6 separate regions of the Homo sapiens genome follow, and regions 2, 3, 4, 5 and 6 are each linked to region 1. A link is an interaction called in ENCODE POLR2A ChIA-PET data of the cell type or tissue named here. Cell type or tissue: MCF 10A. All regions are shown on one strand. Links, peaks and the distances in the headings refer to the core of each region. The heading gives the core; the rest is flanking DNA. Region 1 holds the start of ADGRG6 (adhesion G protein-coupled receptor G6). Region 2 overlaps ADGRG6 (adhesion G protein-coupled receptor G6). Region 3 overlaps ADGRG6 (adhesion G protein-coupled receptor G6). Region 4 overlaps ADGRG6 (adhesion G protein-coupled receptor G6). Region 5 overlaps ADGRG6 (adhesion G protein-coupled receptor G6). Region 6 overlaps ADGRG6 (adhesion G protein-coupled receptor G6).

Region 1 (5,218 bases), core at 659-4,658:
GTGGAAGGGGATAAAATGTCTGTCACGGTGTCCGTCCAAGATTAACTAAAACATCAGAAGGAAAATTACCTATTACAAGAAAAAGAAACTTCTTAGTTGGCCACAAAAATAAGCTTGGCCCTTTGGAGTACAATCTTCCTTTTCCCATTCTGGAAAGCCAGACGGTGCTTGGCGACCCTTTCATGGGGTCGCTGTGCGCCACCTCACCATTAGGATGACAATTCTATGGAGGCAAAACCTTTTAGGTTTCTCTGTTTCAATGCCCCAATTCCCCACGCCCCCCATAAGTCTATGGAAGTCCCCTCAAATCCTATCACGTAACGTGGCGTAACCCTTAATTACTTCCTAAACTACAAAGCACACTGAAAACATTTTCTGCACACCTTAAAAAAATTCAAACACCCCAAAGATCCAAGAATAACTTCTACAGTCAATGGTGACAATGTGTAAAGTCAACATTTTCTCGGCATACTAGTACCTTCCAAGCCCCCAGGTGTTGATTCCGGAGAGCGCCTTCTTGGCAGGGCCAGGCCTCTGGACTGAGGAGCGGTGCCTGTTACTCCTTGTTTAATTTGAATTGAAAACACGTTTTCCCCATTCTTGAAGCCCTGCCCTTCTTATTAGGCTTTACACCGCCCAAATGTGAGGTTTACCTCGCTGGGGGAAAAAAAACAGCCACACACACATGTCACAACTCCACTTGGCAATAGTCCTACTCCTCAGTGCCTCGAGGGGCAAACTGAAGACAAACCGGTTTATTCCCTCCGTGCAGTTGAAGTCCTTATAAAATCATTTCTCTTGAGGGTGGGGTGGTCGGGGAGGGGGCGACAGAAGGTGGACACAGATAAAAGAGTGAAGGAATTCCAAGCTGAAAGGTGAGACTTACATGTTGACATTACTGCGCCGAGGTCCCCTTTGGCCGCAAGATCATCCTCCACCACTTTCCCGCTCTGCTGCCGCTGCTCCACCCAGGGGGAACCCAGGCGCCCCAGCCCTGCGCCGCGGCGGGACCCTCCTTTACGCCGTTTCTGGAGAGTTCATGGGCTTTCCCGACGGCGCAAGGTGAACCCTGGGCGCGGCAGCGTTCAGCGCAGGGCCTGCGGACGAGGAAGCAGGCTGGCGGCAGGTCCCTCCTCGCAGGGAAGTTGGCAGGGTGAGGGCGAGAAGCTGAGGAAGTAGGGTGTGCGTGGGGCTGGTGCTGAGGAGACCGGGCCAGGCAGGGGTGCGCGTCGCAGGTCCTCGCCCCCGCTGGCGGGAGGCGGGACTCGGCCACCACCCTAGGTACTTGGGTCCCCCTCGCGGGCGCAGGCGACTCTCCCCGGACCCGTGCGCTCCGCCCGCGCTTCCGGCGTGACTGGAGCTGGGCTCAGGTGCGGCGGCCCCGGCGGCGTGCGGCGTATGACCCGACTCCGGCTGCCCTGGTCTGGGCGCTCCGCGGCTGGGGCTGTCCCGAAGGCGCAGCTGCCCCACACAGGATCTTCAACCCCAGGGCCGAAAGGGAGAAGTCGCCCCGCGGGGCGGGACAGGCGCTTTTGGAGCGAGCAGCGAAGGGAGAGTGGCCGGGGTCGGCGATGGGCGCAGAGCCGGGCTCAGCTCCCCAGCTGGGAGGGGACAGGGCGGACCCGGAGGTCGCCGAAACGCCGGGAGCGCTGAACCCCAGAGACCCTCGGCGAGAGAAAGGAGAAGCTGGGAAGGCAGGCGCTCCTGTGGCATCTCCCCAGCGTTTGCAGCCTACCCGAGTCCCCGCGCGGGTCCCCCCGCCACGCTCCCGGGCTGTTGCTTTGCTTCACTTTTCTGCCACTTTCTTTACTTAACTTTTCTGTCTTCTCTGACTAGTTCGCTTGCTCGAAAAAATGAAGGGATTTTAACGGGGGGCTGGGAAGATGGTCACATAACATTTTATTGAGAGGGATTGATTTGCCAACGTAAATCCAGCTGCTTGTTGGGGAAAGTTAGCTGCCTGCTCTCCAATGCTCCTGTAAAGTAGCTGTCTGGCAAAGGGATCTGGACACACCTCCTTGGGAATGAGAAGAGAGAAGGGCTCACACTTGGAAAGAGGTTTTCTTCCCATTGTGTACTGCCAGAGTTAGTCCACAAAATGCTAGAGGCAAACCTTCCGGTGCCAGGGCTGTATGCACATCCAGAACCTCAACAGCTCAGCTTGCACGGTGTACACACTGGCACATGCACAGGCCATACACAGAAGTGCCCTAACAATTATTTCAAGCTGATTAGCTTATGATAGAGAGCTGTTGGTGGGTGCGGGGGGTGGGAAGGAGGTAAAGCAGGACTTACTCACAGTTACAGGCAGAAAGGAAGCTGGAACGCTGCCACCAATTCCAGAGGCCTGAACATCTAGGGTGTGTTCTACTTGTCATTTTTATCAGTATTCATTTTGATGAATAAACGGTATGATTAATAGAGACGCTGAGTTGTAGCATTTAAGGGAAGCTAAAGTTCTTCTGCCCAACTGTCTCACGTTAACAGGTAGGGAAATGAGACTGACAAGATCTGAGGTCTGTGCACACTAGCTAGAGGTGACCAGGGGCTAAGATTAGGTTTCCAGACTACCCTTTTGAGTCAGTCGCTATTACACGGTATAGTCCCAAAGAAATTTAAGGGCCACTCTTGGAATTTTTTAAAAGCAACATGTATTTCACAGTTTGTGGGTCAAGAACCTGGATGCCCTTAGCTCAGTGTCTCTCAGGAGGCCACAATTGGAGTGGTGACTAAGGCTGTGGTCTGATCTGAAGGCTGGACAGGGGAAAGATCTACTTCCAAGTTCACATATGTATTTGTTCCAGTCATAGAATTTTAAAGTTAGAAGAAACCTGGAAACATAAGAGCAAATAAATATAAATAACTGCCAGGCACGGTGGCTCATGCCTGTAATCCCAGCACTTTGGGAAGCTGAGGCGAGTCAGTTGGGGTCAGGAGTTCGAGACCAGTTTGGCCAACATGGTGAGACCTCATCTCTACTGAAAAAAAAAAAAAAAATTAGTCCTGGTGGTACACACCTGTAATCCCAGCTACCTTTTCTGAGGCAGGAGAATCACTTGAACCCGGGAGGTGGAGCTTGCAGTGAGCTGAGGTTGCACCACTGAACTCCAGCCTGGGCAAAAGAGCTAGACTCTGCCTCAAAAAAAGAAAAGACATATAAATAACTTCATTATTCAGTGTTCTCCAGAAAAACGGAGCCAGCTAGATGTGTGTATGCACATAGATATATATATTTTAGTTTTAAGGTATTGTGGAGGTACTAGTGCAAAATTTACAGTCAGGCAGCCTGGAGATTCAGGGAAAAGTTATAGTCCAACTCCAAATGCAGTCTGGCAGAATTCCTTCTTGCTTAGGGTAGATCAGTCTTTGTTCTGTTAAGGCCTTCAACTGATTGGATGAGGCCTACCTGCAGAATGGAGAATAATCTTCTTTGTACATTGTCCACTGATTTTTTAATAGTTTTTATTCCGATTTTCTTTTTGACATTTATCTTTAATTGACATATTATAATTGTATATATTTATGGGATACAATGTGATATTTTTATATTTTTATTCCATGTGGAATGATTATATCAAGCTAATTAACATGTCTATCATTTTTGTGATAGGAACATTTGAAATTTAGCAATTTTGAAATATGCAAGGCATTATTATCTATATTCACAATGCTGTGAAATAGATTTCAAAAACTTATTCCTTCTAACTGAAACTTTGTATCCTTTGACCAACATTTCACCATTCCACCCCACCTCACCCTCTAGCCTCTGGTAACCACCATTGTACTCTCTACTCTTATGAGTTTGTTTCAGATTCCACATATAAGTGAGATTATTTGCTATTTCTCTTTCTGTCCATCAGTGGATGAATGGGTAAAGAAAACGTGGAATATATACACATCAGAATGCCGTTCAACCTTTAAGTTAGAAATTCTGTCATTTGTGACACGTGGATGGACCTAGAGGACATTATGCAAGACCCACTGATTCAAATGTTAATCTCATCCAAGAAACACCATCAGAGACACACACAGAATAACGTTTGGCCAAATCTGGACACCATGGCCAAGCCAAGTTAACACATAAAATGAACCATGACATTAACCGAAAAAAAATGGACATACATCAAGAAGATAGTAGTTTTCACACGTGCCATTATTATATGTTAAAATGTTCATAATTTTATGCATTGAAATTAATATATGATCAGAATCATAGCTAAAATATTTCAATGAATCAGTGCCTTTCATTGGTCAGTTTGTTAATAAAATCTGTATATTTTGACAGTTTTGTCCTCAAACTAAGAATTTGTTCTTTTCTTTTGAAAAAGCATGTTAGGAAAATGGAGTGTATAGTGGAAAGTACATAGTCTTTTAATGCAATAGACCTGGATTCTAAACTTGACCCTGTGATTTCTCAGCATTGTGAACTCTGGCAGTTTACTATGTAAACTAAGCTTGATTTGTAAAATAAGAATAATAATACTTATAGTGTTTAACTCGTAGAGCTGTTAGGCAGATTCAGTGAGACATTCTGATGTCATTAGACATTCTAATGACATGAAGCACTCAGCATATTTCCTGAAATTTGCTAATATTAGTTGTCTCTGCCCGACCTATTATCATTATCCTAAACTGAAAAGTGCCAAGACCACATTCCTCTACATACAGGAATCCTCTGACAACATTCCAGACAAAATGAATATTGAACATCTGTTTGAATCCCTTAACATTGATGCACACTCAACTGTGAGAAGCTTCCTCTTTCTGTGGGTTGAATCAAACATTCATGCTTTCAACTCCCATTCAGAACAAGCACATTCTGTCATCCACAATAAGCCTTTCAAATATCTGAAGACAGTTATCATCTCTCTGTTCAGCCTTCCTTCATTCAGTTTTGACAGCCCTAGTTATTTTAACCATTCAGTGTCTGGCTCCTCACCACACATGTGACTTGCCCTTTCCTGTGTGCATGTGAGTCAACGTCAGCCCTCTTTGCAATGTACTCAAAGTGGATTTCAAACCTCAGCCCTGATGACAGTGAGATTCTTACCATTCCTGAACTGGATATTACTGTTGTGTAAATAAAAATTAGTGTTGACTTTTTGAGCAGCAAAAAATTGTTTCAGCAACACAAATTCTGTGATTTGTGACAACATGGATGAACCTAGAGGGCATTATGCAAAGTCCAGTGATTCAAATGTTAATCTCATCCAAGAAA
Region 2 (5,218 bases), core at 569-4,568, 78 kb before region 1:
TATATACACACATATATAATATGCACGATATTTTAAGGGACATTTATATAATAGTGGTTTTATTCTAATAAATATTTCAAAACTTTCCTGTGGGAATGTGTAGGCACAGCTCGCACATGAGCTAACAAAAGATACATAACTAGGTAAACGGTATGCATAAGCAGAAAATAACCTAACAGTTTAACAGTATCTCCAGAGGCATGGTTTCTTCATCCTTGATACCTCAGGGCACTTGACCCAAGGAAAGAATCATGATACTTCAGAAAGGCCTGATATTACAGGCAGGCTATGACATGACACTGACTGGCAAGAAGCTCTTGTCACAGACCTTTACACATTCACTCAACAAACATTTACCTATTGCCTACATTATGTGAGGTACAGAGGCCAGAATGATGCTTTAAGCTAAGTCGCTGCTCTCAGGGAGGCATGAAAGGGAGATGGCGTCACAGTTCTAAGTGCTATTAGGGAAGTGCTCCGAAGGTGGCAGTGGCCCAAAGGAGGATGTGACAGCAGCTTGGTAAGAAAAGCGAACAGAAAATCCATTTCAAAGAAGAAGGCCCATGAGGCACAGGAGGCTGTGAGAGAGCCAGGGGTAAGAAAGTAGAGATGGGTATTTTACTGGCAGACAGAATTTCTAAAACAAGTACCAAGGAGGCACTGAGACGGTCTGTGCACTCAAGTCACTGGGCTTTGCTAAAGTAAAGTAAAAACTGATAAGGATGATCAGATACACAAACAATGGATAGCTGCTGTAAGGCTTTGGAAAATAGCAACACCATGAGCACTAGAACCCTCTGTCTTTCTTCCAGTGGTTAATCCCACACACTAGAACCTTGAGTGGTGGGCACTCAAGATTGTAAACCAAAAATGAACTTCTAGGGCCCCCCACAACCATCTGAATGGACTCCTCCTCTTGGCCGAGGTCCCTCCAGAGTTAACCTGAAAATCGAGTTGAGGCCATGATGGAAGAGAGGGTTGGACATGCCTCATTACACCCCTCCAGCATTAACATCAACATAGACCCTAAGTCTGATAAGAAACATTTACAATCTATCCTCTGTGAAGCCTGTTACCTGGAGGCTTCATCTGCATGAAAAAATCTTGGTATCCACAACCCTTTATTTAACCCAGACATTCCTTTCTACTGATAATAACTCTTTCAATCAATTGTCAATCAGAAAAATTTTAAATCTACCTATGACCTGGAAGCCCTCTCCCCACTACTTTGAGTTGTCCCACCCTTCTCCAGATTGAACCAATGTAAATCTTACATGTATTGGTTGATGTATTGTGTCCCTAAAACATATAAAAGCAAGCTGTACCCTGACCATCTTGGGCACATGTCATCAGGACCCCCTGAGGCTGTGTCACGGGTGTGTCCTTAACTTCGGAAAAATAAACTTTCTAAACTAATTGAAACCTGTCTCAGATATTTTGGGTTCACCAGGTGAACTAACATTGTGAACTCTTTTTCTTTTTTTGAGATGGAGTCTCGCTCTGTTGCCCAGGCTGGGGTGCAGTGGCATGATCTTGGCTCACTGCAAACTCTGCCTCCCGGGTTCCCGCCATTCTCCTGCCTCAGCCTCCCGAGTAGCTGGGACTACAGGCGCCCGTCACCACGCCAGGCTAATTTTTTGTATTTTTAGTAGAGACAGGGTTTCACCATGTTAGCCAGGATGGTCTCAATCTCCTGACCTCGTGATCCGCCCGCCTCGGCCTCCCAAAGCGCTGGGATTACAGGCGTGAGCCACCGTGCCCGGCCTGTGAACTCTTTCTTAAAGGCAGTGAGGGAAAATGAGGAGGTAGGCAAGTAAACTATATTTCATTTGAAAACAATCATTTAGGTTCTACAACCAAAAGAAGGGAAACAGAAGCAGGACTACTACTAATAATTCAGCCTTGATATCATAAGTAATAAGGATTGACAGAAAGAGATAGATACAGATACAAGAAATTTAAAGATAGAATGCATAACATTTAGCAACTAATTAAAGACAGAGGAAAAAAGGAAGAATAGAGGACGTTTTGCTAATTTCCAACTTCAAAAACTGGTACATATCGATCTAATAAAAGGAGATAGGAAATAACAGAAGAAGAGCAGACTTAGGTGGGGTAGGGTAAACACTAAGTCCAGTAACGGAAACTGAGGTGCCTGTGTGACACCTAGACGCAAAAGTGTTTTTGTAAGAGGTGTAGCCAGGAAATACTCATCAGAAGCTATAGAGTGTTTGGGATCACTGGAGATAGATTGTAGATTTGAGAAGGAAACAGGATGGAACCACAGATATTTCTATATTTAAGCATCAGATATAAGAAAAAGAGCTATAGACTTAAAAAGGTAAAAACAGCTTTTACAGAGGTGGTTTTACATAATTTAAGAGAAGAAAGTTTAATGCAGGGTGTGACAATATCAAGAATACCAGAAAGGCCAAGAATTATAAAGAATGAGAAGACCTTTAACTTTGCATTGGGATTTTGGTAGTAACTCTATAGAAAATAGTTTGAGTTGTGTGGGAATGATGAAATCTAGACTGCCAAGGTCTGACGAGTGAATGCAAGAAGAGGAAGCTTGGCTGTGAAAGGAAGCAGAGAGAGGAAGGGGGAGTTTTAAAGATTGAAAACTTAAGCAAATGCACAATGAAAAAAGAACATTTGAAGAGGCAGAAGTTAAGGCAGGACTGAGGTGGAATTTTGTCTTGAATGCTTTTTGCCCATTATTCCCTTGCATCACATTTACTGTATGCCCATTTTTTGTAGGACCTCCCTTTTGTAGGTACTTATATTTTGTAAGGGACTTCCGCAAACTAAAAAGCCTTTAAAGTTCAGAGACTAATGAAATCTCAGCCTCTGTAGCATGCAATAGAGGAGACCCTGGAGGGAGTTCCTGTGGTTCTCATATTACACACAATGTTGGCAGTCAAGGGCTTCTTAGGCCACTTCTGGCACTGATACAATATCTCTGGAAGACAAAGGGAGATAAGGGCTCAGTGTTGTGGGAAAGCAGTTTTTAGGCAAACTACATTCCCAGTATGTTAAAGAGCTTAGAGGTAAAAATAAGAAAAGAAAATCAGAAGAGCTATGATTTAGAGCAAGATATTTAACAATTTTCTTGAACATTTCATCAGTTTCATTGCACAGTAACAAGTATAAATTTCAATATGTAGCATTCTTTTATGGGAAACTGCAACAATTACTTCTCAGTATTTTAGTTAGCTGTTCCTTCTGGGGAACTTCTAGTTTAGCAAATTGACATTGCTTTAAACACTCAATAAACACTATTTTAATATGATCCAATATAACAATAAAAATCACACTGGAATATTTTTAAGTAAAAATGGTATAAATACAAGTGACTAATTTAATTAAAAGGAAATTTAATTGATAAATGAAAACTTGCATTACAAACACACCAAAATAAACAAATACATGAACTATCAAAAGTATATACAAACTTTATTTCTACCCAGTTCCATTTTCAGCATATCTGCATAAAAAGTCAATATCACAATCAGTTTTCTTTGGCTGATGGATTTACACATCAGGAGGTTGTTAAGAAAGAACAAACAATCCACTCTCCTGGATAATGATATGTTTTATCATCAACAAATTGGTTTTAGAATATGATGTGTATGTGTTCACTGATTTTCGAGGCTACCAGAAAGGTGTTTTCAGGTGTTTACTTAATATTAATGAGACAGCCAAATGTCTAGGCAGATAAAAAGGGGCGCCCGGAGAATCTCCCACCCGCCCCACAAGTGTTTACATCAGATGCTTTCGTGCAGATGAGGAAACCTGCCCAGGCCTTGCCTGAGCCTGCCCATAGAGGACTGGAGCCCGACTTGTGGGAGGTGGGTGGAGCCACGGGGAATTCATGCCTTATGCAGGGGAGGAGGCTGCTCTCTCCAGCTCCTGTGGGGACCTGGGAATCAATCAGTGAGGTGGAGGGCCTGTTGGCAGGCCTCCGTCTCACTTTGCTGAGCTTTTTGTTGTTGTTTTTTGTTTTGTTTTTCCTTTTTGCCCAATAAAGTCCTGCTCTACTGACCACTCGATGTGTCCGTGTGCCTAAATTTTCCTAGTTGTGTGACAAGAACCCGGGTTCTAGCTGAACTAAGAAGCAAAGTTCTACAACATTAACAGCAACATTTAGAGCCAAGTTTTCTTGAAAAAAATGTAATCACTGGAAACAGGCAGTTGAGGAAAAGCTCTAAAGCTGTTAATCCTTCTCTATCTGTTGTACTTTCCAAATTATGCTACTGAAAGGAGTCACTATATGTTAATATTTACACAAGTTGTGGTAAAAAAGACTGATGTGTAGCCCACTGCTCCTCTCATACCTACTTAATGATACTCCAAATAACTGAAGAGCAAATCCTCACAATAAGTTGCAATAACAGAAAAATAAAAACAGTAATTCCTTTCATTTTTTTCTTTGCAGTTGCTACTAAGATGAATTTTTCAACTTTTCATAAATAAATATATTTAAAGTGAAATTTAGTCATCTATGTTCATAAAGAGTTTGGGCATCCTCAGAGTATAAAGTCCTTTGCAAAGATAAAATGATTTATCTTAATTTTATTATTTAAAAATGATTTAGTAATCTAAAAATATTACATTCAATCATTTGTTAGAAGTGCAAGGGAGGAGCCAATAATGAATTGAAGTTTTATAGCTATGAAGAACAGAACTGTAATGATTATGAAACGGTAAAAATCCAAGAGTTGATGAAACCTTAGCAAACTCTGTAAAAAATCCTAGAGAGGGAAACAAAAATACAAATCCAGAAATTTCAGAAAAGAATAACAATAAAGTATTTATGAAGTGTGTCTTATCTCTACAACCACAGTAGCTAACCAATGGAAGTGCCTAATAAATGCTTGTTAAAATAAATGTAATTTGTTTGAACTTAGACTATTCATTGCGTTATACTGTACCACTCCCTCAGGAAAGAGTAGTAATCAGTAAAATAAATAAAACTAGTAGAGAAGGCACTGTCTGTTCTTTGTGAAAATTGACGGACATCAGCCAGTATCTAAACTTGAATCATTACACAGGCAAATAAATACTTGCACCTATAATTAAAGAGTCCACTAAAAATTTATCTATCCATGAGGGTCATAAAACTGAATGTATTTAATAAAATTGTTATGAGAAAAATGAAGATGCTATAAAATGAAGCAGATTTACTGCTAAATAAACATTTCGTTTTTAAAAGTAT
Region 3 (5,218 bases), core at 431-4,430, 72 kb before region 1:
GACAAAAAGGGGGCTGGAGTGGGAAGAATAAGGGGTTGCTAAGGGCTAAAGTAAACTGGGAAGCTCCTTTGAAAGCAGCAGCCACCATTTAGCTCCAGCTGTGTTGGCCATGCAGATATAGTAGCCTAGTGTATTCTGTTTACCAGAAAAATCCAAAACTTCATTTTTATGTGAAATCTAATTGTTTAATATTGGAAATAATTCATCAATTAAAAGCACTGTGTGAAACAAATGTAAATGAACAGGAACAAATAAATGCTACTACCACCACCCATGTCGTAGGGCTAAACTAGCCTGTGGGTGATTGGTTTGTTTTCCCTGGCTGAGGAGATCTAGCAGGTCTTTTCTAGTGCTGTCCAAAGTATGTGGTTCAGCAAAGCGGACTCTCAGTTCTTTAGACTAGTTTCAGGGGGTGGCAAATGTTCTCCTAAAGGGCTAGACTGTAAACATTTTAGGATGGCAGGCTATACTGTATTGATCACAATCAATTAACACAGCCATTGTAGCACAGAGGCAGACAAAGACAATATATAAACTAATGGGCATGGCTGTGTTCCAATTAAACTTTATTTATAAGAACAAGGGAGCTTAGTCCCAGCTACTCAGAAGGCTGAGATTAGAAGATTGCTTTAGCCCAGGAGTTTGAGGCCAGTCTGGGCAACACAGTAAGACCCCAACTTAAAAAAAAAAAAAAAAAAAAAAAAGAAAAGAAAAAGAAAAACAAGTATTAAAAAAACATGTGTGCTGGGCACAATCCCTCATGCCTGTAATCCCACCACTTTGGGAGGCTGAGGAGGGAGGATCACATGGGGCCAGGAGTTCAAGACCAGCCTTGACAACACAGTGAGACCTCATCTCTACAATAAATGTTTTAAAAAATTAGCTGGGCATGGTGGTGCACACCTGATGTCCTACCTACTCAGGAGAGCTGAAGTAGGAGGATCACTTGAGCCCAGAAGTTCAAGGTTATAGCGATCTCTGATGGCACCACTACAGTCCACCCTGGGGGACAGAGTGAAACCCCGTCTCTAAACAAACAAGTAAACAAAAATGCATGGCCTGTTACAGGCCCTCCTAATTTGCCAACCTCTGGTCTAGAGAAATTCTTAGAGAAGCTTAGGAATCCCTGTAAAACTGAATCATACTTTTTCATAGTTAGGTATCCAGGAAGTATTGTGGGAAACAAATATTATTTGTTTGAAACAAATATGTTAACACACTGCAAACCTAGTGTTTTCTCACAGAATGCACTGCTGGCCAGAGAGATGGCTCTTGGACCTTCATACTTCTCCCCTGAGCAAGAATGAGCTTTAGCCTATCCTGGTACTAAATCTAATATCTAATCCTGTTTATGATGAATGACAGTCTAATTTATACTGGTTAGAAGAGCACAGCTCTAATACCAAACTTTCCAAGCTCCAATCCTGGCTTGGCTACTTACTAATTAAGAGACACTGGATAAGTTAGTTAATCTCCACGTGCCTCAGGTTCCTTATTTGCAAAATAGGATCAATTATAGAACCCGTAACATGGGATCTATGGTGTAGGTAATCAACCAATATGTGTTAAGTGCTTAAAATGACATTTAGTACAAAATGTGTGTTCAATTTAAATATAAGTATTAGCAATTATTAACATAGCCATATTTGTTTTGGTTGCTGACATCTTCAAAACATTGTCCCATAAAAAGGCAAATATTAGAATGGTCTATACTATGACTTCTTAATAATGTCCCAGTCTATGGTGAAAAGAGACCCCTGAATTAAAGACAGTCACCCAGAATGCAGGAAGTGCACCATTCCCTCTCCTTATTCTTCACTGTCCCACACCAAACATACACACCTGACTTTCTCAATTTCTTCTCTGATAAAAGACTTCTCAAGGAGTCCCTGAAGGTCCTTTCTAGCTATCCTAACACTGAGAGAAGATCTTAGGGAACATCACCAGCTCTTATAAAGCTCTGCAGTTCCCTTGTGGAACAGGGTTGTGGTTTATCTACTTTCCAACATCCTGCAAGGAAATATCTTTCAAATGACATCACTTCACAGCCTTTCCACCACCTGTAGGAGTGCCATGGACCACACGAACAGGTGGGTAACAGGAGTTCTCAGGCCAGAAGGGCAGGCATGGGTCTGAGAAATTGGGAGGTGGCCTTGAGTCATCATAAGGGTGCTACTTTGCTCAAAGCGTGGGAATAAATTCCCAGTAAACTTCCCTCCAATATCATATACAAATTACTTTTGAATACTAGGCTCCTTCTTCTCCTTTTTAATTGAGAGTTATGTCTGTGACTAAAATGTATATATTATCACTGCCTTAGATTTAGTCATATGACATTTAAAGTTGATAATGAAACTTCTACTTTTTGTGTTTGAATCAGTCCTATAATAAAATAAAGGCTTCCAGAATTAACTTGTGTAAATGGAGAATATTAGGTGGAGATCTATTTTAATACAATTTTTATCACACAGAATTATTTCTCAAAATATTCTGCATTTAGCTACTTCCAATAATAGCACATTTACAGTCTCACAAAGAAGAACCAGAGACAGCACAGTATTTGAAACAAACTATAAATCCTCATTTTAAAAAAAATGGAGAAAAATGTTCAAAGAAAAAAATGGATAATTCCTGATTAAGATTTTCTATAAAATGGACAGTTTTGATATTTAAACTGGCTGAGTAAATACTATTCTCTTAGGTGCTGGTTGTTTATTTAAGTCATCCAATTGAAATTTAATTCCAGGATGATATAGATCAGTTTATTACTGTATCACCTTTGTGATTAAAAACAGTAACTGGGCCGGGCACGGTGGCTCATGCCTGTAATCCTAACATTTTGGGAGGCCAAGGTGGGCCGATCACGAGGTCAGGAGATTGAGACCATCCTGGCTAACACAGTGAAACCCCATCTCTACTAAAAACACAAAAAATTAGCCGGGCATGGTGGTGGGCACCTGTAGTCCCAGCTACTCGATAGGCTGAGGCAGGAGAATGGCGTGAATCTGGGAGGCAGAGCTTGCAGTGAGCTGAGATCTCATGACACTGCACTCCAGCCTGGGCAGCATAGCGAGACTCTGTCTCAAAAAAAAAAAAAAAAACAAAAAAAAACAGTAACTGGCCAGGCAGGGTGGCTCACACCTGTAATCCCAGCACTTTGGGAGGCTGAGATAGGTGGACCACTTGAGGTCAGGAGTTTGAGACCAGCCTAGCCAACATGATGAAACCCCATCTCTATTTTAAAAAAATACAAAAATTAGCTGGGTGTGGTGGTGCACGCCTGTGGTCCCAGATACTTGGGAGGCTGAGGCATGAGAATTTCTTAAACCCAGGAGGTAGAGTTTGCAGTGAGCCAAGATCACCCCACTGCACTCCAGCCTGGGCAACACAGTGAGACTCTGTCTCAAAAAAAAAATACCAATAACTTACTTATTAATTTCTTTTGTTTCAAGCCTAGTGTTAACATTTGTATTTGAGATTCCACAATTATAACTATTGTTATATTCGTGATAAACTCTGTGATATTTTATGACATAGGGAAAACTTAAGAATGGTAAAACCAAATGTCTTGATGGAGCATGCATGGCTTATAATCAAATGTGTGCTATAAGAGCTGAGCAGACGACATTTTAAAAATTAAAAGAGCTTTTTAATGACAACATATATATATATGTCTATATGTGTGAATATACATACAGGTACATTTGTGTGTATGTATAATTCTTTGTTGACAATCATATTCATAGAATAATGCTAAAAAAAAAAAAAAAAAGGAATACGCTACAAACTCACCACAGCTTAGGTTGCTTTCAGCTTTCAGAGCTAGGTTTGGGATATTCCAGAAGTCATTTTGCCAGTCGACTACATTCCCTTTCACATTACAGCTGAGGTTGGAGAGGATTTTGGCATTCATGGTAAAATTCCAAAGTCGAAAGTTATAAATGTCCCCTTTTAGAGAGACAATTTCATTTTGATTGGAGCCCAACAACAATTTCCCATTCCCAGGAATAACTTTACTAATGGTAGAATCACATGGAACTGTTTCATAGTTTCTTTTGAAATTTACACCAATAGAGCCCAAAGAATTATTCCAAACAAGGCAGAGCTGTTCAAAGCTTTCTGCAAAAATGTCTTCTTTTTCTTTGACAGGTAATGCATTATTCAACAAACATTTTGAATCAGAAATGGATAGAAAGTAGCCACTCTTGGCCTTTCCAAAACTGAGCAATTGTGTGAAGGATGCATTTGAGTAGGAGAAAGCTGTCCAATCACTGTCTTCATGGCCAACTTTGGTTGCTTCAAAGCAGAGTGTGAAAGCACTGAGCTCTGGAATAGAGATGCTTTTTGCAACAGATACCTGGTAAGCATCTGATGTCTGGGGTAAAATGACCTTTTGATTCCTTAAGGACACGGCAACTAGGACAAAACATAACAAGAAAGATAAACCTGTTAACTTCAGAACACAGACTAATGTGATGCAAAACATCAAGCCCTCCATCGCTTTCTACTAGTTAACTTTTTACCTACCATTTGCCCCATCCCTCCCCTCTTACTCATCTATCCTCTGTCACCAGCCCATTACCAATCGTCTGATATCAGTAATAATAAGAAATTCTACTCATTTCATCTCTAGTCATGATTGGATCTCACACCTAAACTTTTGAGTTACAGCCAGCAAAGTTGATAAGTATTTTTTAATCCTGAAACTAAGAAATTAACAATTTAAAAACCCCAACTACCTAATTAAGGAAATAACTGGTTTCAGGAAGGCTTTGTTTATACATTAAGATTTTCAAAAATACTACTTTTCAAATGATTTCTAAACATAAATAATAGTTCTTATTTTCATTAATGATTACTTTTCACTCTTTCCAAACATTCCTGTACTGCCATCTCCCTTTCAGTTACTCTATATCCTCCTATTTTTTCCACCATCATCAGGCTGTTTTAGGAACAAATGCAAAAATAATTCTATTAAGGAGAGGGAGTCTAGTGAAAAGTCAAACAAAGTGGAGATTTAAGGTATCCAGGCATATAAGCCAGTTTTTGAGTAGTAAAGGGCAGACCATGGAGTTTCCTACTCCAGCTCTTCTGGGTAGTGGCCATGTGACCCTGGGTATGTTACTTCATCTCTCTCTACCTTTGTCTTATCTGTAAAATGGGCAACAATGGCACCTATTGTATATATGGTCAATAAGAATTAAATAAGTTAATATGT
Region 4 (5,218 bases), core at 627-4,626, 62 kb before region 1:
TCACCCAGGCTGGAGTGTAGTGGCCCTCGCTGCAGCCTCAAACTACTGGGCTCAAGCAATCCTCCCACCTTGGCTCCAGAAGTACTGAAATTACTGGCCTGAGCCACCACGCCTACCCACGGGTATAAGAAAGTTAAATTTGACTGATAACACTGACTGTGTAATCTTTAACAAGTTAATTTATCTGTGCCTCAGTTTCTCCACCTTTACACTGGTGATAATAACAGCAACCACTTCCCAGAGTTATTGGGAGGATAACATGGATTAATATTGGAAAGTCCTGGAAGTTGTACCTGGGACATAGTTAGCACTAGTTAAGTGTTGGCTATTATTAATAATTACTATAACACAAAATTAGTGCCTTAAAATTTTAAGAGAGGTAAAATAGCACACCACTTTAGTAGAATTTCTTTTTTCCTTAGGCACTCAGAGGGATAGAAAAAAGATAAAGATGACACTCATAACATGAATTCAGAAGAACATTTGATACATTCTTCCATATTATTCTTACCTTCAGTGGCTAGACAGCATTTAGAGATAGTGCTACTAAATAATAATTATCTTAAATAGATGAAATGTCAGTTAAGCTAGACACAGTATCATCCTCTTCATTATACTTATAGAGCAATTCACAATAACAAGCTTTCACATATATCTCATTTAACATTATAATAACCCTGAGAATTATTACCACCTCTATCTTTAGAGGAAACAAATGAGGCTAATATAGATTGGATAACTCACACAAAGTCACACATCTAATTGATAGTAGCACCAAAATTCAAACCAGCCCTTCTGAATGTAAGCCTAGTATCCTTCTAAGGAAAAAAAAAAAAAAGTTGCCACAATTAAACAAAAAATACAGAACAAAACGGTGAGCTCAAGTGCTTCTTTAAGAGACGTTTTTTAAACGGACAATTTCTTAAAAAGAGTTTCATAGCCCTAAAATAAACCTATTTTAAGAAACTCATTTGGAAACATTTTAATAAAGAGTATTAGGAAGTATGAAATATAGTGCTTTGAATTTTCCAATTTGGAGTAGTCAAATATCACTGCTAATTGATTCCTATACTATGAGCTAGCCTAGTAAGTAATTACTTTGATCTCTCTTAAGAGTCAGGGCTACCTAATTAGATGGTTACTGAAGTAGCCACTGAATGAGGTATTGGTAAAATCAGGATTAACACATATTCTAAAAGCTACTCAACTCAAAGCATCTGGCTCAATATGTTCTCAAAGACAGATATGGTAACATATTCTTACATATAATTATAAAAGCAAGGTTTTCAAGTAATCCAAACAAACAACAAACCAAATTCCACCCTCAGTTCTTGCCTATGCTTACAAATATTTAGCAGTAATTTACTTGTGCGTATTTTTACAAGTTTATTTTTCAATGAAACTCTAATCTATAATGAAAAGTCTTCCAGTCACGCCAAAGCCTAATTCAATTGATAAATAACATTTTGATATAGATTTAATAATCATTAACTTGTGAGGTTTTTTTTTTAATCTCAGATTTGGATTCTTACTCTACCTTTGCCACAAGTACTTCTTTATAAAATCCAAATGCCTATTCTTTAAAATCTCTTTAAAACAAGAATTTTAGATCCCAAGAGATAAATCAAAATGGAGATCAATTTTAGCTTCTTTCAACACAGATTTGTGGATGATATTGAATAATTGCTTCTTCTAGACTGTGTTAAATGGTGAACAAAATGAATTCATTTAAGTAAATCTTGATCTCTATTTGAACATATATAAAATTGCAGCTAATGAGCTTGTAGAAAAACCTGGTCAGTGAAAATTATCTCCAGAAAATTTAGCTTAAGTTGCCTGCTTGGTCTGCATTTATTCAGTCATTATTTGAATTATCCATGAGGATATATTAAGTTCTAACACATGAAAAGCTCATTTGTTGCTTAAAAACATTTAAAATATTTAGTAGTCTTGGTGGCTTCTAAAAATTAAACCTAAGGGCCAGCAACTATGAATTCTAGAATCAGTTCTAATACCTAAGTCAGTAAAGAGCCAGGATAGCCACATACCATTTCTCCAGATCTAAGTAAATTGCTGTCAGATGTAACATCATTGAAATGTAAAATATCAATAACATTTTAGATGCTGGCATTTATCAAATGATTGATAATATGCAGAAATGGACGACTTCATCAAAGTAAGTTATTTTAAGTGATTTCAGACCACTATCCAGATTTTTCAAGATGGCATAGAATCCAAGGCAATCTGGCTGTGACATCTGTGATTCTGTTAATGTGACAGACTTGGCAAGCATCCCCACCACCCTCACCGCTCCTCCTCAAGCTCTGCACTCAAAAATAGCATTTCTACACTTGAGGAGGGTCTTTCTTAAAGCACGGTTACATTGGTCATTCCAATCCCCTACCAGAACTTCTGACAGACATGCCAGAATACCAGTTCATTCACACACTCCTCCTAAAACAATGGTTTCCTGAGTAAACCGGATAATTGTTTCATTTCCCTCTGTAATGGGTCAACCCCAAAACGTTCTTTGGAAACACCCTGAATAAGGAGCTACTTCAACGACTTAAGCATGAGTTCAAAAGGGTACCGCTTACTTGAATCAGTTCAATTAAGCTTGACATTGCTAGAAAATGAACAAGATGTTGAACTGAAGTTTCCTTGATGAGGCACCATTAAGACTGACAATTTTTTGAATTTCCAAAGATACCCACATGCACCACACCCTCAAACACATCTCTTTCTTCTGTAATACTGTTAATGTTTAAACTTTGAGTTCTGTCTTTCCATAATCATGTTGGCAAGAGAACATTCCATGCCTGACTGCAAAAGATAATACTTTCTGAAGATCCAAACAAATGAACTGTTGTAAATCATTCCAGAGTCAGCCTGTTATGTAGATATACATCACTTGCAAGAGGCTTAGACACACAAGCACATGGGTATGCATATGTACACACACCCACACATATTTTCGTGGGAAACTATTCTCTCTTAAGCAATGGTTGAGGCTTTTCCAGCTTTAAAAAAAAAAAAACAATCTAAAGGCAATGAATAATTTGAAACAACATAAACTGCATGGTCTATCACCAAATCTACCTCCTGGTTAACATATTCATTCAAGTTCCTTATTCTCTTCCTGCAAACCCCCAACTCTGGATTAATCCAGCTGCGGACCTTCTTGCTCATGAATCCATAGGCCTCTGAACTCAGTTGATAAGAACTTACAAAATTTCACACAGTGTTTATACTAAAGTGGCTTCCATTTTTATTTCACTCATCCTCTCCAGCACTGGATGCCTCTGAGCACACGCTGCTTCTGGACAGTCTCTTACCCACAAATTCTCCATTCTCCTCATTTCCTTCCTGCCCTCTCAGCCCTCTCCAAGCACCACCTCTGCTACCCTTGCCTTTACAATCCTTTCTGTTTGGCCGGAGGATCTCAGACAAGCAGCATGGGCATCATCCGAGAGCTTGTTGACGCACAGAATAACCCAGACCTACTAAACAAAATTTGCATTTAAACGAAATTCTTGGATGATTAATAAGCAAGTTAAACTCTGAGAAGTACTGCTTTAAATAACAGTTTACTACAAAAGCTACTCAATCTTCTTAGGTACAACTTCTCCCAAGAGGATCTGTCTCCTCTCACACCTCTTGCTGTCATCTTTATACTACTTGGTCCAAGGAGTAAACGCCTGACCTGAAGGGAACCAAACCACAGGCTTTGCCAATCAACCAAATGCTATCTTTCTCTAAGAATTTCAAGTTAGAGACACACACAACCAGAGAATGACAAAAAGAAGAATGATGACATTATAGAAATTCAAAGGCAGCAGCTGCCTTGGCCACTTGGAAATACAGGAAGCTAAGGGGCTAGAGAGCAAATGTAGAGGCTGGGCGCAGTGGCTCATGCCTGTAATCCCAACACTTTCGGAGGCTGAGGTGAATCACGAGGTCAGGAATTCAAGACCAGCCTGGCCAACATGGTGAAACCCCATCTCTACTAAAAATACAAAAATTAGCCAGGACTGGTGGCACATGCCTGTAATCCCAGCTACTCAGGAGGCTGAGGCAGGAGAATCACTTGAACCCAGGAGGTGGAGTTTCAGTAAGCTGAGATCACACCACTACACTCCAGCCTGGGTGACAGAGCGAAACTGTGTCTCAATAAAAATTAAATAAATAAATAAAAGAAAAGAAAAGAAAATGTAGAGCACAAAGATGAGAGAAAACCAGACTTTTGAGAAACAGAGGTGCTTTAATTCCAGCCATTCCACATCCAGTAATGAAGGGTAGGAGCTGTTCCTTGTGGCCTGTCCTAGAATTATATGACAATAATTCTTATTATACCTGCTGCTCTACTACTTTACTTGGTTTTAGTCGATTTCTGTTGGTTGCAACCAAGTGTGCCTCAAGCCAGTACTCTAATAGAGCTCTCCTCTATGTTCAGCTCTTCTTTATATATACTCATTCTCGCTGGCTAATCTCATCTGAACAAAAGCCTTCATTATACCTAAATGTTCATCACATACATGTGCTACTGAGCACCATATCCTAGCTTTGCAAATACCTACTCAATATCTTCACTTGGATATCCCATAGAGCCATCAGTCCAAACATCATTCCTCAAATAATTTGTTTTTATCCTCCTTATAATTGTTAGCAGCATGAACATCACCCAAATTAGGACTCTGAACATCCCTTCTCTCTTCTTTCTCCCACACCATCTCAAATAATTTGCCAAGGGCTATGACATTTGTTTTATTCATAGTTGTTAAATCTGCTCCTCATCTCATTCCCACAGTTTAAGGTCCTGTAGTTTAAGGTTCTCATCCTTTCTCTCTTGGATAAAAGTTTGGTCTCCTTGTCAATATTCTTGTCACCTGCAACTAACTCATCTTCCACATCACTACCAGAAAGATCTATCAATATCCTAGTATGAAGGTAAGTTTTCTCTACCTCCAAATCTTCTCTGGGATCCAACAAGACAAGTCCCTTGACTGACATATACAGCACTCCTTATTAGCTCTGTTCACACTTCCTGTCTCTTCTCATCTCCCCACATCCCCGCACTTAATAAATACTTACTAAACATTTATCTGCCTGACACTGTGCCAGGTTCTGGGAATACAGTCATGTACAAGATATAATCTCTGACTATGGATTATTGGAAATGCAGATAAATAAGTAGATTGTGATCATACAATGTGATAAT
Region 5 (5,218 bases), core at 600-4,599, 56 kb before region 1:
TTTAATTGTAGAGGGGATCTCATAATGTTGCCCAGGGTGCTCTCAAACTCCTGGACTCAAGTGATCCTCCCACCTCAGCCTCCCAAAGTGCTGGGATTACAGGCATGCAGGCATGAGCCACTGCACCAGGCCAGCACAGATACTTTTTTTGAGACAGAGTCTCACTCCGTCGCCCAGGCTTGCATGATCTCGGCTCACTGCTGCAACCTCTGCCTTCTGGGTTCAAAGGATTCTCCTGCCTCAGCCTCCCGAGTAGTTAGGACTACAGGCATGTGCCACCATGCCCAGCTAATTTTTGTATTTTTAGTGGAGACGGGATTTCACCATGTTGGTCAGGCTGGTCTCAAACTCCTGACCTCATGATCCGCCCTCCTCGGCCTCCCAAAGTGCTGGGATTACAGGTGTGAGCCACCGGGCCCAGCCACAGATACTTTTTAAAGCCTTGCTCCTTTTTATATAAACAATACAAAACTACCAGTGAACAAAGATCCTTGTAAAAATCACTGTAGCCCAATTCTAAGGACCTGACAAATGACGAGAAGAAAGACAAAAGCTAGCAAGCTGCACTGACAGTTTGTGGAAATAACTTAGCAGTCACAGTGGCAAGGCAGACTTATTCTACAAGGACTGAATTCACTGAAGTGAGCCTAACTGCTGATGATAAGACAGAAAAGCAGCAAAGTGACTACTCTTATGTTCATCAAAAATTTGTCTCATTTTGATCTTATCTGCTTTTATTATACCTAAAGAAAGACTCAGGAAACTTAAAAGACACACACTCACCTTATGTTCATCTCATATGAGAATGTCACAGAAAATCTTTCCATATGGATTACCTAGGCAGCATTGCAGGGTGGAACAGGTTTATGTTGGCATTAACCAGAAAAATACTGCTAAACACTACCAACATAAGTAGAGAATGTCTTAGCTTCATAAAAGCTAATTATAGTTCTAATACCCATGAAGGCAATGATGTCATTACTGGCTAAACAGCACATAACTAACTTCTTGAGCACATGAAAGTAGCCAATGAGATATCTATATAAAGTACTGGGACCATACATGACTCACAGTAAGATGCTTAAATAATATTAGTTTTCAGTGTTGTTGTGACTGTGGTTGTTATTAAATAGCAAAGCATGTTAGCCATATTTTAGTTTGTTCATTAATTAATCTAACTTACTGAGCCCCTACTTCCTTTCATGTCCAGTTTTCTTTTAGATGTCTTTACATATGGTCACCAGAGGGTTATTGCTTCCTATTTATTCCATGTTATGTGGTGCAGGTGAAGGACCTGAAATTAGTAGCTAGAGCAAATTTTGGGTTTACAAACTTACCTTCCCAATAAGTTGGGAGAATATATTGGGAAAAAGATGGTAGTGGCAGGATAAGTGTGCTTGTTAGCTCAAGTTTTCCAAACGGGCCTTTAATTTGAGGGCATAAAAAAAACTCATTCAGGTTTGTGCACATAAATGGAAGCAGTTTAAATAGCCAAGGTTTGGAGCAAAGCAAATTATAGGTGCAACCAGCATAATTTTTCCCCTTTATGGAACACTTTTTATGTAAACATCTTAGTAATAAGAGCTGATGTAAAAATTCCATAATACAGATTTTTTTAAATAATGTTTTTTTAAGAAAAATTTCCATTTTTACATGAACAGCTTGTTTAAATATGCTATCCATCTAATGCTTTAAATTAACTCATCACTGGAATTAGTTTTCAAAGTATTTATAAAATGTTAGCTTTTCATATAGATCTCAGGTATAATGTATCAGGGGAGTATGTATGTATGAATGAGAGAGAGAGGGGAAGAGAAACAGATGATCTTAATTTTTTCAGCAAACTCTGAAAATGAACTTTAAAAAGTTTTCTTCTATTCAAACTATCTTCTAGCTAAAATCACAAGATCTAGCTAAAAAAAGATATTTTATTATTGTGGAAAAAATCACTGTGGGAAGGACAATATTATTATGAAACTAAACTAGAAGCTCTCTCGAGATCTTCCCCAGACCTAAACTTACACAAGATCTTTTCTTTAAAATTTGAATACAAGCCATATAAACCCTTAAAACATATTGTTGTGAAACACAATAACATCTGGAGAGGGAGGGAAATAAAAATAATAAAAATAACTCTAACAACAACTAACATCTAGTAAGTGATTACTTTGTGCCAGATAAGACAGACTAAATCACCTTCCTTTTGAAGTAATTCGTGCTTATGTGGTTATTTGGCTATGTTCGAAGTGAGATCACAGTGGCTTCTGGTCTTGGCTCCTCCATTAGCAAACCATGTGACCTTGAGGTAGTCACTAGCCCCCGAGGTTCTGATTTCCACATCTGAAGAAAAAAAAAATCCCTTTTGGCTCTAAAGCTCTACTATGGGTGGCAGATTCAGGTTATGACACATAATAGAGCCTCAATTTTTCCCTTTACTACAAAAAAGTTTCCAAGGAAGTTATGAAGACATATGATGCTTCACTAAGGAAAGGAGTGCCCTGTATAGTTCACAGGGTTATGAAGCAAGAAGCTCTTTTTGAGTGTTCATGAGACTTTGTGTTCATTTGTCCACTTTGGAGCCATAAGTCTGAGTCCCTAAGGGACAGCCAATACAGGTTGCATGCAAGTAGAGCTAATGGTCGGCAAACATCCTGACTTCTGGGGTACATTCCTACTGCTCAAGAAAATTTCCACATCTTGCTAACAGTACTTATTGTGCTATTTTGAATATTGCTGGCTTAGAATTATAGAGCAAGCTTTGACAGATTGTGAAGATTTAGAGTGTGGTTACATCAGGAAAAAAATCACCTCCTTTCTACTTAATACAGCTGCTTTAGCGTGCTCTTGATGCCTAACAGCTTAGTTTACAAAAAATAGCTTATTACTTTTATAAAGTTAATAGAACTATTGAAAAGCAAGGTTGAATTTCGGTTTGCCACATCATTGCCAAAATGTTTATCTAATTTCAAATTGCACTGGGCTGGGGGTGAGGCAATGTATGCATTAACCTCATAGAGCCTCTGGCAGGTTATGTACAAGAGACAGCTCACTCAACTTCCTATCTTTCAACTGCTTTACCTATGCCCCAGGGGGCCTCCACATCAATCACAAGTCTGCGGCAAAAACATGCTTGAAAAAGTTCACGAAGTTCACCAAACTTTATAATTATAACTTTCCAGGACAGTATAAAAATCGACTTGCTTACTGTCTTCTTTTAGCCAGTCATATTTTTAAACTTCAGAAAAATGGCAGAGTAGCTTGTTCTCGGTGGGTGAGTAAGGGCACACCTGCAGGCAAGCCTTACAGAAGGCCAAACCACAAAAAGTGGGTGGGCTGGGTGGTCTACAGGGCACACAGTGCAGCATGTTTCCAATAGGAGGCACAGACCTAAAAATAGAAGCTTGTCAGTGCCCCCAGAGGTTTGAATGGTGGCAAACCTCACTCCCTGTCGCTGGAGAGCAGAGGTGTGCTCAGCTGCATTTGTCTGTTCCACTCACTATCGAGGTGCAGTTGAATGATCATTCAAAATCTCTGCAAAATTGCTTCTATGCTCTTGATTACCATTTAGCTTTGTAGTGGTATTTGAGAGAAAGAGAAATATTATTTTAATACTTAGATTCCTTCCATGATCCCATTTAGAATATCAAGTAGGGATGTTCTATGGAAAGTCATTTTGAAATAATAATAGGTATATTATTATTATAACCCTAAACTATAACACAGTATAGTCTCCCCACTCTCCATGAAAATAACACTGATAGCTGGGAAGACTGAGCCCCAGTGATTACTGAAATTATATAGAGAGGTCCATCTTACGGAAAAATTGAAAGGGAAATTTCAAAAAAAAATGCCAATTTAGAATTTCAATATAAATACAAAGTTTTAGATACAAATATATTGCTCCTCCAGAGAAGAGTATCTAATGGGAAGACTATGTGCCATTTTGCCATCAAATCTCAACCAGGAAAAGATGAGAAACCCCAGGTTTTTGGTTAATAGTGAATTAAAGTAAATAGGAGATGTTTGGATAATAGATCACTCTATAAGTTATTCGCTAAGATAATCCGAGTTGAATCTCTATTCAAAGAAATCAAAATGATTGTCTTCTCCCTATAACATAATCACCAGACTTTCAGTTTTTAGGATGAACAAGGCATCAGGCATTTTACTGAAGGGCCATCCAGCCAATGTTGTACAGCTTCTAAGTAGATGAACTGTTAGTTCCATTATGCAAACTGAGCCAAAAAAATTTTTAATAAAACTTGATTTGCTTGGGAATTAATGTTAATAGTTTACATATATGCAATTTTGTCTGAAAGGAATAGCTTTTAAATTGTCAAAAACATTTTTTCTGTAATACGTCCCTTTTAGGGATCTCATTTTACAATGTTTTACAGATTTCTTTTCTATAAAACTAAGTCATAATTCAAAAGCAAACAATGCAGATGAACTTCCTTGATTACTATTTGTCTTATACAAATAATCAATAAGAAATGTAGGTATCACACTGAATTTGAAATTCAGGCTAAACTCCTGGCCAAAACACAAAAGAGAATGTATGAAATGATTTCATAGAAGACTTAATAATGTGTAACTGACAAACTGAGGATTATATTTGGCCATTAAAACTCAAAAGTTTTTTTGTTTGTTTGTTTGTTTGTTTTTGAGATAGAGACTCGCTCTGTCACCCAAGCTAGAGCGCAATGGCACGATCTCAGTTCACTGCAACCTCCGCCTCCCAAGTTCGTTCAAGTGATTCTCTTGCCTCAGCCTCCTGAGTAGCCGGGATTACAGGCGCGTGCCACCACGCCCAGCTAATTTTGTATTTTTAGTAGAGATGGGGTTTCACCAAGGTTTTTTTTAATAGGAGAAAATGAGAAGAGCAAAATCTAAAAATTATTTATTATTTTTAAATATCTGCTTACAGGAGGGCTGAACATTAAACATCTATAATTCATATAAAGCTATTTTGGACACAAGTCTAAGTTTCTATTTGAACTGGTTTCTAAGTTGCTCCTATCCCAACATCTTTACAGCTGCTCTCTGCATGTAAAGTCTCCATATACTTGACTAGAAATAGCACATTGCCTGGGTGGAACTTTCTGTAATGTTTCGGTTTGAAAGAGGCTACTGTCCTCTAAAGCACATTATTCAACAATTAGATTTGGGCTGCTGAAGCAAAAGACAAAGACAGCACTATATCCTATCCAGTTCTACC
Region 6 (5,218 bases), core at 526-4,525, 87 kb before region 1:
TTAGGCTCAGTTCTTATCCTTTATTCAAATGTACTTCTCTTCCTATGCATAAGGACAACACCTCACTTACATATCTACTCATATATTTCTAATGAATACCATCTGTGTTTCAGTATGATCTGTGGATTCAGTTAACTAGTCTTTTCCAGATTCCCAGAAGTTAAAGAATTTTTTTAAAAAAGAAAAGTTACAAGCTCACTTACCCATTCTGCCACCTTGCTCTGTACTTTTACCTCAGGGTGACGAAGGATGTTCTGAATCACTACGGATATTCTATAGATAATTCCATCTGCCCATTGGAAATAGGATTAGTCCATTAATTATATGTTTATAGTTATATAATTATCAAACAATTTAAAGTTATGATCATGTAAGTCTTACATAATCATATAGTTTTATTCATAATCACATAATTTACAATATAAGTTAAAAGAAACACCTTCTACATAGGCAAAAAAAGTTCTGAAATATTTTGATGTTAAGCTTATTGACCTTCCAACTTCTTAGAAATAGTTATCAATTAGCTTACTCTTATTACTTGCATATGTTTCTTCATATTTTTAATTCTATAGATTTCTTATATCTACTGTCTGTAATGTGTTAACTGTTTTCATGTACAATTTGACTTCTTATAACAGGCATTATGCTTTCTGTGCATTATAAAGAATGATAAAGAGTTTGGGATGTGAAAACTTGAATGAGATCATATGGAGGAATTAACTTGAAAAAGCAGAACAGGCATACACATACTTACTACCCTAATTCCTCTCCTTTTCCTCTCTTTCCCCTGCTTAATAAAATACTTCTATTAAACTACTAGGCTGCATTTCACCAGACTTTTCATCAAAATTTCTTAAATATGCTCATTTATACCAAAATAGAGGGAAAAAAAGAAACAATATTTGCAGGTAGAATTTTCATTGGACTAAATCACTTGAAAAAGAAAATAAAAAGAAAACCTTATTGTAAAGAAGATTCTGCTCTTTGGGTGGGGGGAATCTTTAAAGTAAACTGATTTTTTAAAATGAAAAATCAAACTCACCAGCAAGGGTTTGCTAAATAGCTGTAAATGGGTGCTTTAGTCAAAGTAGCTAGTAAGAAAAATACCCTTTTAAATTATGGTAAGATACAGAGAGAAGAAAATTTTTTGAGTCTCCTTTGTTGATCATCTTTCTTCATGCTTATGTTTAGGTAAGTCTTAAGTAAAATAGGCACACAAAATATAGAAATACATAATTATAGCAATGTTGAAGAAAACAGTAAAAATTGTGGGGAGGCAGTAGAAAAAAAAATGTAAAAGTTTGCCTCTGGGAATTTCCAAATCCACCAAAATGCAAATTCCAGTCCCACTACCAAAGGAATGTCTTTCCAGTAAGAATCAGAGTCTTGTGCTAAACAATATAAATTGCTGCCCCTGGATGTAGTAATATAAATATATAAAACTGGCACAAGTCCAAGCACAGGTGAGTTTAATTTATGCAGACTATTTCAACTTCTAAAATTCTTCGGGTATTTTAATGATCTTGACTTTTATATTCCTTTAAAAAATGTTCTGAATGAAAAATATTTGGAGGAACATATAAAACAAATAATTCATATAAAGATAACTTTTACACTGTGGATCTCATCAAATAAAATCACAGATGTTCTGAATGATTGGGAGGAAATTCAGAATTGCAAGGGTCAAAGAGTTATTTCAGGATCCTGATAATATTCTGTGACTATACAGAAGCTTCCCTACTTACAGTTCAAGATCATTCAACTTTACGATGGTGGGAAAACAACAGGCATTCGGTGGAAACTGTACTTCTAGTACCCATATGACCATTTCACTTTTCACTTTAAGTTCAGCATTCAATAAAGTACATGAGATATTCAACACTTTATTATAAAATAGACTCTGTGTTAGATGATTTTGCCCAGCTGTAGGCTAAGGTAAGTGTTCTGAACGTGTTTAAGGTGGGTTCAGCAAGCTATGATGTTCAGCAAGTTGGGTGTATTAAATGTATTTTTGACTTTTGATATTTTCCAGTATTTTCAACTTAATAGTGGGTTTATAGGAATGCAAACCCTACCGTAAGTGGAGGAGCATCTGTATTATCAATGCTAGCAGAGTATCTGAAAAGCCACCACTAGATGGAAACCTAAAGCATGCTTTTGTTATAACAGTAGTATTTGTTCCCTCTAAGGAAAATATTGCAAAATTCTAAAAATCATTGACATTTCTGAATTTTTAAGAAAGCATCCAAATATTTAAGATGTTTTCTTTAAACATTGTTTCCTGCCCCAGTCCACTTGTTATACTTATTTAAAATTTTGGAATAGTGCAGTCAACAAGTAACCATGAGAAAAGTCCAAGAGTGAACTGTCAAAGCAACATAAAAAAATATGCCCACTGAAGGGCTGATGAGCAGGGTTTTGGACTACAGCAAAATAATTGGCTTCAACATTGCCATTGGAGGAAATGCATAATTAAGACACACTTATGCAGGATTTTCCATGTTACCATAGCAGTAAAGTTGTCCTCTCTTACAAATGTTAACAACACTCACGGTGTTTTAAAAGCTATTCACAAATCTTCATGTGTTCCAGAGACTTCAAAATATGTATGTACTATCCTAATAATGACATCTAGGCCCAAAGAATTTATTATAGACATTAATTGGGGAAAAATGATTTAAGAATATATCCATTTTCCATTTAGATACTTCTTTCAGCATGTAGAACTTCAAGCAGAAATCACTGTCTGCCATTACCAATGTATCAAAACAACATTATTTTTTGTAGGTCTCTCTCCAATTAATCTTTCCCTTTTTTATCTTCTTACACTTTTTTCAGAGTTTCTTGGAGAATACAGAAATGACACTGCTCTATCTATGCTATTTCAAGGACGTAAAATACAGGTTTGAAATGATAGGCCTATTTGAAAAAATAGACGTTAAAATATAAACCAAATGCTAATCTAGACACCTGGTTATTTCTTTGAACTAGTGATGAGGCAATTCTATTACGACAGTGGCATTTACAATATGACTGGCATCCTGCAGCTCCTACATACACAATTTCTTTAAGACATATGGCATAAAAAGCTAGAGTAATGGATCCATTCAAATGATCTTAGAAGGAATTTGTTATTTAAGCAGCTAAACGTATGTGAGAAACTGGAAGCAGTGTTACAATCTGTACTTACTTGTAAACTAGGTTTTTAGAACAATAATAGAGACTAATGGAGTTAATTCCTTACTTGGGTTGCTTGTGACAACCTCACAAAAGCTTACTATTCAGTAGCTAGTGATGTTTGAGCAGAGAAGATATGATTTGGAATGGAATAATAATTAGTCCAAGAGCTTTTCTTGGGAATGTAATGGAAAACATAAAAAAGATCATTATTTGTGGGAATCCCCAGATTACCCATATCCTGAAATATCTGTTTGTGAAAAGTAGCTTTAAAGACTTTCTTAGTGTACACAGCAGGTCCTTGAGTAACATCATTTCATTCAACAGAGCTTCATTACAAAGTTGATGAGGAGACGACTCAATGCCTGGCCAGGTCCCCTGTCTGCGTAGGGTCTGCATGTTCTCCCCTTGTCTTCATGGGGTTTCTCCAGGTCCTCCAGTGTCTTCCCACATCCCAAAGCTGTGTACCTTGGATTCACTGGCCTGTCTACATGGTCCCAGTGTGAGTGGGTGTGGGTGTGTGTGAGTGTGCCCTGCCATGGGATGGAGTCCTGGCCAGGGCTAGTTTCTGCCTGCTGCCCCGAGCTGCCCAGATGGCTCCAGCCACCCGCTACCCTGAACTGGATGGAATAAGCAGGTTGGAAAGTCAATGAATGAATGGCTACAAATTACTGTAAAACAAAAATTCATAAAGTATAAGATAATCATATAAATGCACGACAATAAGTGATACAGTATGAAAGCACTCGGCAAACCCCCATATTGGTGATTGTTTTGGAACTGCTTGGTGGCAGGAGGTGCTCCTCACAATTTTCATTGTGCAAAAATTTGTTTCTTGATTTAACCCACCACCGCCACTAAGACTGCAGTCACTCACTGGCTCACCCAAAATTGGGCAATCAATTATCTTACTTGTTTTCACTAATGTTTCTTAAATGTATGTACAGCTCATATTAACTGCAATGTTTAATATTAGAAGTGTTTCGGCCTTTATTTGGAAGTTTGGTGATGTTTCTGTGACCAGAAATATGCCGTAGGAACTTAACTCTTGTTTATATCAATCAGCCTATGGTAAGATTGGTTTCATTACATGTTATTTTACTCAAAGTCAGAATTTCCAAGAACCTATCAATGACATTAATGAGGACTTAGTGTAATTTGAGGTATCAGATAAAAGTCCTATTGCAAACAACAAAAATAACTTCACACAGAAAAACAGGGACATTTCACAAAAGCCAGGAAAACAAATTCTATTGATATACTATGATAAATATATCTGATTATCAAGCAAACTCAACCCCTCTCCTCTCCCCACAATGCAATATTGTTATTGATTAATTCAGTAAAATTCTGATAGCCAAGAGTTAAAAGGAATGGACAAATTAGATAATAGATTTGACAGTTGTGCCAATCTTTCTTACAGTAAATAAAATAGTATTCTCTAATATATCAGAATGTAAGCCTGAGAATCTTTACTCTCTGTTTCCCAAAGAATAAGAAATTATTAATGTTATATCAATGATGATAATCCAGGACATGACATTAAATAGCATGTATTCATAAGGTGAAAAAGTAATTCTCTTTTCAATTATTTCAAATTTGATTACATCAAAGAAAAAAAACTTAATATAGTCTGTCTCTAATACTTTGTTAGTCTTCCTTTTTAAAAAGATAATAAAGGCTTCAGGCGCTAAGATGTGAGAAGGCAATAGGATACAGGGAGAATTTTAAAACATTGTTTACATTATATTTATATTCACTTTTTACAACTGTGTTATAACAAGTAGGACTGGTTTCACTTTACAATTGTGAAATAGATTTTCCCAAGTAAACACAAATGTTTACATTAAAAAGTGAGTCAATTTAGGAAAAAAAACATAGTAAATAGTATAGGTGGTTCAGAGACATGGTAAAAATAACAATTGTTAAGATGGTACACAAATTTGAGAACACAATTTTGAGAATATTTCTGTCATATAATGACCTGAATATTTTTAAACGCTGATGACATTTTGATTAAGAATTATCTGAATTAGATTTT

Evidence for each region. Peaks named below come from ENCODE experiments on the same cell type or tissue, not always from the same donor. Only the 100,000 strongest peaks of a DNase experiment are listed, where the experiment ranks them.
Region 2: POLR2A ChIA-PET joins it to region 1 with 74 read pairs; 14 of 35 experiments call an interaction of 5 or more read pairs at or near these places.
Region 3: POLR2A ChIA-PET joins it to region 1 with 12 read pairs; 14 of 35 experiments call an interaction of 5 or more read pairs at or near these places.
Region 4: POLR2A ChIA-PET joins it to region 1 with 13 read pairs; 15 of 35 experiments call an interaction of 5 or more read pairs at or near these places.
Region 5: POLR2A ChIA-PET joins it to region 1 with 29 read pairs; 5 of 35 experiments call an interaction of 5 or more read pairs at or near these places.
Region 6: POLR2A ChIA-PET joins it to region 1 with 11 read pairs; 13 of 35 experiments call an interaction of 5 or more read pairs at or near these places.

Annotation. Positions count from the first base shown.
Region 1 is chr6:142,298,000-142,303,217 of GRCh38, reverse strand. ADGRG6 (adhesion G protein-coupled receptor G6) reads right to left here and starts at 1,211. Exons shown (of 25, transcript NM_198569.3): 1 at 887-1,211. The coding sequence starts at 888. RefSeq lists a silencer at 1,282-1,421. In MCF 10A, for the core only: no CTCF peak of the experiment used is centred there; DNase peaks (open chromatin) are centred at 1,207, 2,117 and 2,307.
Region 2 is chr6:142,376,033-142,381,250 of GRCh38, reverse strand. The region is part of intron 4 of ADGRG6 (adhesion G protein-coupled receptor G6); the gene reads right to left. Among named protein-coding and RNA genes, the nearest start is that of ADGRG6, 77 kb to the right of the region's middle. In MCF 10A, for the core only: no CTCF peak of the experiment used is centred there; DNase peaks (open chromatin) are centred at 2,920 and 3,850.
Region 3 is chr6:142,369,368-142,374,585 of GRCh38, reverse strand. It overlaps ADGRG6 (adhesion G protein-coupled receptor G6), which reads right to left. Exons shown (of 25, transcript NM_198569.3): 4 at 3,793-4,416. Among named protein-coding and RNA genes, the nearest start is that of ADGRG6, 70 kb to the right of the region's middle. RefSeq lists an enhancer at 1-335. In MCF 10A, for the core only: no CTCF peak of the experiment used is centred there; a DNase peak (open chromatin) is centred at 2,105.
Region 4 is chr6:142,359,628-142,364,845 of GRCh38, reverse strand. All of the region lies in intron 2 of ADGRG6 (adhesion G protein-coupled receptor G6), which reads right to left. Among named protein-coding and RNA genes, the nearest start is that of ADGRG6, 60 kb to the right of the region's middle. In MCF 10A, for the core only: no CTCF peak of the experiment used is centred there; a DNase peak (open chromatin) is centred at 2,935.
Region 5 is chr6:142,353,830-142,359,047 of GRCh38, reverse strand. The region is part of intron 2 of ADGRG6 (adhesion G protein-coupled receptor G6); the gene reads right to left. Among named protein-coding and RNA genes, the nearest start is that of ADGRG6, 54 kb to the right of the region's middle. In MCF 10A, for the core only: no CTCF peak of the experiment used is centred there; a DNase peak (open chromatin) is centred at 2,327.
Region 6 is chr6:142,385,329-142,390,546 of GRCh38, reverse strand. ADGRG6 (adhesion G protein-coupled receptor G6) reads right to left here. Exons shown (of 25, transcript NM_198569.3): 7 at 204-289. Among named protein-coding and RNA genes, the nearest start is that of ADGRG6, 86 kb to the right of the region's middle. In MCF 10A, for the core only: a CTCF peak has its summit at 2,136 (motif pointing right); a DNase peak (open chromatin) is centred at 2,136.